Linked DNA regions of Homo sapiens: region 2 is linked to region 1. A link is a contact called in ENCODE Hi-C or POLR2A ChIA-PET data. All regions are on one chromosome and are shown on one strand. Each heading gives the region's core, a stretch centred on a gene start or an enhancer-like site at or near the end of the contact. The rest is flanking DNA. Distances are from core to core; before and after follow the strand shown.

The links. Hi-C counts contacts between places; a loop is a spot of excess contacts on that map. ChIA-PET counts read pairs that join two places held with the same protein, here RNA polymerase II (POLR2A). Pooled maps may share reads with other maps.
Region 2: a loop to region 1 is called in a pooled map, with 4 times the contacts of the local background. The contact joins the promoter of FAM200C here to the promoter of GABRB2 in region 1. A Hi-C loop is called at or near these places in 1 of 50 pooled maps. POLR2A ChIA-PET finds 5 or more read pairs at or near these places in 2 of 52 experiments (A549 and Panc1).

The regions. Positions count from the first base shown.
Region 1 is chr5:161,544,936-161,547,974 of GRCh38, reverse strand. GABRB2 (gamma-aminobutyric acid type A receptor subunit beta2) reads left to right here and starts at 1,250. Exons shown (of 10, transcript NM_001371727.1): 1 at 1,250-1,408; 2 at 1,562-1,653; 3 at 2,681-2,748. The coding sequence starts at 1,332.
Region 2 is chr5:160,398,484-160,401,522 of GRCh38, reverse strand. FAM200C (family with sequence similarity 200 member C) reads left to right here and starts at 1,469. Exons shown (of 2, transcript NM_022090.5): 1 at 1,469-1,884. RefSeq lists enhancers at 1,780-1,929, 1,823-2,508, 2,828-3,039.

The DNA of each region.
Region 1 (3,039 bases), core at 1-2,500:
GAGTCCCCGTCCCCTGTCCCGGACGAGGGGCCGGGGGCGCCAGCTCCGCACGCCGCGGGAGTGGGCGGCGAGCGCGGGCCTGCGAGGTAAGGAGGGATGGCGGCGGGTGGGGAGTGCGCCTGCACGTGTGTGCGCGCGGGTGCGCGCAGCGGAGGGGGCGCTGGGGGACCGGCCGGGGCGCGTCCCACCCGGCCACCTGCCCTTCCTGCTCTGTGCGGTCGCCCACGCCCTCCAGTCCCCCGCACCTGCGCTAGGGCGCCCGTCACCCGCATCCCTCACGCCTCCACGTCCCATCTCCCCCTCATGCAAACCCCACCCTGCCCACTAATAATTCCCACTGCAGAATCAGACCGAAACCTGGAGAGACAGCATTGCCTTTCTGCTCCCCTCGCCCCCCTCCCCTCCTGCTATAAATAACCCGGACTAGCGGGTCAGGAACGTCACACGGCGAGAAAACAGGACCCCGAGGTTTTCTTCTCTGGGAATAGGGGGCAAAGGGTGAGGAGAGGAGAAAGAAATCGCTCGTGAGTAGTGAAGAAAAGCTTGCTCTTTGACTACTAGAAGAGACCAGCCATTATTTTATTCTTTTCTTTCTCTTTCTTCCTTTTTTATTTTTCCGTGCCTTTCTTATTCTGTACCCGCCTCCCCAACCCCCCGCCCCAAATCCAACGGGTTGCTCAGCATTCCTCCCATTGGTTTTTTCCCTCCCTCCCGCTTCGACTCCCAACGCCCCCTCCCCCCTCCTCCCACCCGCTGCACAACCCCCGCCCCCCCCATCCCAGTCTCGCCCCAGGCAGGGCATGCTATTTGCCAAGGAAATAAAGTTCAAACTCCTTGCCCCGTGTCCGGCTGAGACCAGAAGTGGGCTTACCGGCACCTATCTTCCGCTGGCACGCCACACCTGCTCTCCTCTAATTTTCTAATCTGGTTTTGCATATTTAAAAGGACACACACACACACCAAAAACCCACAACCCGCTCGGTGCAAAACTGCCTCTTGCAACTACCGAAACTTACCAGACGCTGTAGTTATTTTGTCTTAACGAAAGGATAACAACAAAAATTTTATTCTGGATGCTGCTGTGGGGTGACTTTTCTATATTATTCAAATATGTATGTATTATACATATACATGTTTTTCCTTTTTCCCTTTTAATTTTTTTTTTTTTTTTTAAACAAGGAAATCTGCTCGGTCCCCGGCAGCCGCCGCTTCCCCTTTGATGTTTTGGTACGCCGTGCGCATGCGCCTCACATTAGAATTACTGCACTGGGCAGACTAAGTTGGATCTCCTCTCTTCAGTGAAACCCTCAATTCCATCAAAAACTAAAGGGATGTGGAGAGTGCGGAAAAGGGGCTACTTTGGGATTTGGTCCTTCCCCTTAATAATCGCCGCTGTCTGTGCGCAGAGGTAAGTGTGCCCAGCGTTTCTCTTTTCCGTTCTCACTTTGAAGGGTTCTGTCTGCATACCTCTGTGAGCAGGGAAATGTAGTAGGGATCCGATGCTGAAAACGCTATGCCTGCTTCCTTATTGATGCCTGCTTATTGTCATTTCTTTCTTTAGTGTCAATGACCCTAGTAATATGTCGCTGGTTAAAGAGACGGTGGATAGACTCCTGAAAGGCTATGACATTCGTCTGAGACCAGATTTTGGAGGTAATGGGGTTGCCTTGCAAATAAGTCCAGCCACAGCCGAAGCTGTCTTTTGAGCTTTGTGCGCGCTCTCTTCCCTCTCCCTAGTTGTGGGTGCATGTGGTGTCCTGAATGTGTCTCTATTTTACCATATTGAGAAACTGATCAAAACTTAAGCTGGATTATTGCTACCCACCACTTCCGTGGTCTTTCAATGAGACCCTCTTAGTGTGTACTCAAATTTGGTGACTGCTGTCTTTCAGCTTCACTGTTATGAATCCTTTGCTTCCCTGCCTTTGCTTTGTTGAGACACAAACCTCTTAAGTTTAGTTAATGGTGTGCCGAGAGAACCCGGCTTGCGGAAGGCCACCGTTAACATTTTTTAGGACAAGACGTGCAGGCAGTTGGTTGAGAGGTGGCGTTAACCCCCTGTGCCTGCCTACTTTGGAAGAGTTCTTCTGGCCAGGGTTACAGTGGCTCATGTCTGGATATAATCCACTCCTCCCAGCCTCACAGAAATGGGGAGGACTGGGGGATGGGAGGGTAGGGAGAAAATGGGAGGGTTAGAGAAGGTAGGGGAAAGAAGAATCTCTCTCTGGCTGCAGCCCTAGATATGCTGATAGACTCACTTAATATTGCTTCAGACTCTTATGAAGCTCAAAGAGTTAAAACCTGTGCACAGAAGGGGGTGGGAAAGACTGAGGAGGAGGGGGTTTCAGCGCAAAATATAAAAATCCCTTAGACTAGAAGGATTCTTGTGCTTCTGTGAGTTGTGTGCATTCACATGCTGAGACATATGCATATGTAGACAGAGCTGGAATCCCTTGTTCACAGCATACGTGTGTGCATATTCAATACAGCATTTGTTAGAGGAGTGTGTGCCTGCTACCTTTTTTTTTTTTTTTTTTAACAAAAAAAGCAGAGAATTGAAAAATTTGAGATTGAGTAGTGCAGAAGGGTTTTGGGCAGAGTGTCTTATGCTCAGGGATAACTCTTGCTGAGAATGAATGAAGTTCAAAGAAATCACGTGGCTGGCCGTCTTGCTTTGCAGGTCCCCCCGTGGCTGTGGGGATGAACATTGACATTGCCAGCATCGATATGGTTTCTGAAGTCAATATGGTGAGTATTGACATTTATGACTACTTCTTTGCAAACTTTCGTTTGGGGACAGGAAGGAGAAATGAGCCAGCTATTGGGGGTGGGGGTGTGCTTGGCTATGTGTATGAGGTGGGGGTGAGAGCATGGAATTTCACCCTAGAATACCCTGTGTTGAGGTTAGAGAGTTGACTCTTTCTGGTCCCTAAGGATTTTTTCAACCTGGTTCAGATACTTGGAGTAAAATGCATCACACATTCATGTGTAAAACGCAACCACGTGCAGGAGACCCCCTACAGAAGCCTCATCTCCTCA
Region 2 (3,039 bases), core at 220-2,719, 1.1 Mb after region 1:
CTGGACCTCTTTCCCTCTTCTATGAGGCCTGGTTTACTTAGATTTAGGAAGAATTCTGTAATATCCAGAATCATGTCTTCTGTTTTATTTTGGAAAAGTAATGCCTAGCCAGCCTGGCCAACATAGCAGAGCCCTGTCTCTATGAAAAATACGAAAATTAGCTGGGCATGGTGGCACACGCCTATAATCCCAGCTACTCAGGAGGCTGAGGCATGAGAATTGCTTGAACCCGGTTCAAGAAGTTACAGTGAGCTGAGATTGCGCCACTGCTCTCCAGCCTGGGCAACAGAATGAGACCCTGTCTCAAAAAAAAAAAAAAAAAAAAAAGAAAAAAACATAATGCCTAGGACATTACTCAGATTGAGCTTTGATTTTATTATCTCAATAATAGCTGCCTTTTGAGTGCGAGAATTATGTACTGTAATTGTCATAATGTTATCTCCTTCCTCAAAAGAATTTCATGGGGTAATGGATGATATGTAAGTTTTACAAAAAGCACATGGAATTAACTCCAAGTAACCTGCACAAATCCTAACCGTTGGAGTCAGGACATGAAGCTAGCTGTGGGATTCTGAAGCCTACCCCTTTCTCTAGTATTGAAGGCCCTAATTTCTTGACCAACAAGGCTGGTCTTTAGCAGTTTCTTCCATCCACAAAAAACTTCAGCAGCCCGTCAATATTTACCAGGCTCACCCTTAACACCTGAAAATGATGTATCTGGCCCACATTCGTTGACGCCCCACCACTCCTCACACACACTAGTCTTATGGAATGCTTCTAACAAGATTGTACAAAAATGAGTAAACTCATTAAGTTTATAAGAATTCTGGAAAGACCCCCAAACAGGAAAGGGCTATATTCCGGTTTCTTTCAACAACGTTTCCTAGTTTCTACTTGGGATTTTTCTCTAAAACCTCTCTAATATGGGTTTATTTCTTTGAAATCATGTTGTTGAAAGAATTTAAAATAAAAATATTTCAGATATATGATGATGACATGGAAATTCATCCCTATGCTCCCACTTACGGAAAGTGGGATCAGCTTGCATAGGCAACAGTACACAAGCTATGGAAGCTCATCCTCCACTGCTGAAATGTCTAATCTGAAATTACAATGAGCTTCCTTCTCTTTTTCTCTCATTTATTCCACATGGAACATGGCAATTATCAGGCGTTTTATCTCCAAGCTCAAAGCCCGACACAATATAAAAGTTTAAGTGCTCTGCATGTTAAAAAGAACTATGTGGAGTTTACAGCCCCTTCCATTCCTGAAATTGTACAGTTCATCCTCTCTGGCAGACACAATAAACAAACGATTTCTTGTTCCACGTACACAATCTTAAAAAAAAAATTGGGAAGGGCTAGCGCGCATGCTCAATACTCAAGCCAGCCAGCCCATCCCACAGCCCTTTGCTACTGCGCCTGCGTGTGGGAGACGCCTCTCCCAGTTTGCGGGCGGGAAGCACCCTGGAGAACCCGGATGGAACCCGGGCCTGGCTGAGGCGGAGGTTGTTGCGGATGCTTCTCTCTCCAGGCGCACCGCAGATTCCTGCCCGGGGGTTGGACCCGAGGAACCGCCGTCTCTACTGGTTCCGACGGCCAGAGGCTGGGCCCTAGGCTGAGCGGAGAGTGGGACTGGAGCCTGAAACGGGCGCCTAAAAGAAGCCCGTGCATCCCATAGGCCTGCGCCTCAGGCTTGGAGACGGGCGGGCGGAGACCGCGCTGAGTCTTTTTTTTTTTTTTCCTAGCAGCTGGCGTTCTTATCTCACCCGGGAGGCTGTAAAAATCTCCGTCCTTAACAGTAACACCATCAGGTCCTATCAGTTAAGAGCTGCTTGTTATTTGCATGCATTCTTATAATTAAATCTCCTAACAACCCTGTAAGGTAGGTACTGTTATCCCCTCTGGAGGAACTGAGGCTTGGAAAGGTCCCATCCTGTAAGTGACAAAGCCACGATCCCAGGCGTTTGCCCCTGGAGCGTCTGCCCAGCCACCAAGTTCCTGCCCCCATTCTCCTGGCTATTGATTTTAACTGTAAAATGTAATGGTTAAATGCTCTGCCTCCCCAGACACCTGCGCCTATCATGATCTTGCATACGCAGTGGCTAGAAAGAAGTTGAATTGTATTTGGTTTGGAGTTTTAGGTTTACAGCTGCACTTTGGTGTTTTCACTGCTGGAATATATATATATTAGCATTCCCTAAATATTTGTTTTGTGAGTGTTCACTTTTAACTGATTTTTCTCATTTGTAATACTTTTTCATATCTACCCTTCATAAACTTGCAAAAACATTTTACTTTGTTATATCAGATCTTTCATTAAGCATCTGAAGATAATCTCTCAAAAGAATCATGCTTAAAATGAGTGATATCTATCTTAAGATAATGCTTTTTATCTTTTTATTATGGAAAGTTTCCAAAATACATTAAAATAGAACGGTGTAATGATGTATACCCATCATCCAGCTTCAAGAGTTACCAACTTAAGGCCAGTCATTTCTTTTATCTCCACCCCGCTTTGTGCATGTTTGTGAGTGTGCTGAAGTACGTATTTCAAAGGAATCCCAGACATCTTATTTCACTTGTAAATAATTGTCTGTATCTAACAAATGAGGACTTTTTAAAAACACAACCACAATACCATTATCATGCCTGTTTAACAATATCTCCTTATCATGATGCTTTTTAATGTTTACGTTTTTTAGGATATTGTAATTCCTAAATACCACAAAAGCGCAAGTGCAAATTGTGAGGTTCTAAAACACAAGCCTCTTGGGCAGTAAGTTCATCTTTGAGGCCCTTGAAAATTCTTGCCACCTGTTCTCCCTTTTTGAGGGTTATGGAGAAGAATACTTTAAATTGATTTTCCTAAAACTGTTCAAAACAGATAAATTTTAAATTAAAATATACTTGAGAGACATAGTCAAGGTGGATAGGAATGGACTCTTAACAGATCTTGTAATGATTTCCAGTTTGTTTTGTTTTTGAGACAGAGTCTCACTCCGTCACCCAGTCTGGAGAGCGCAGTGGCATCATCTCG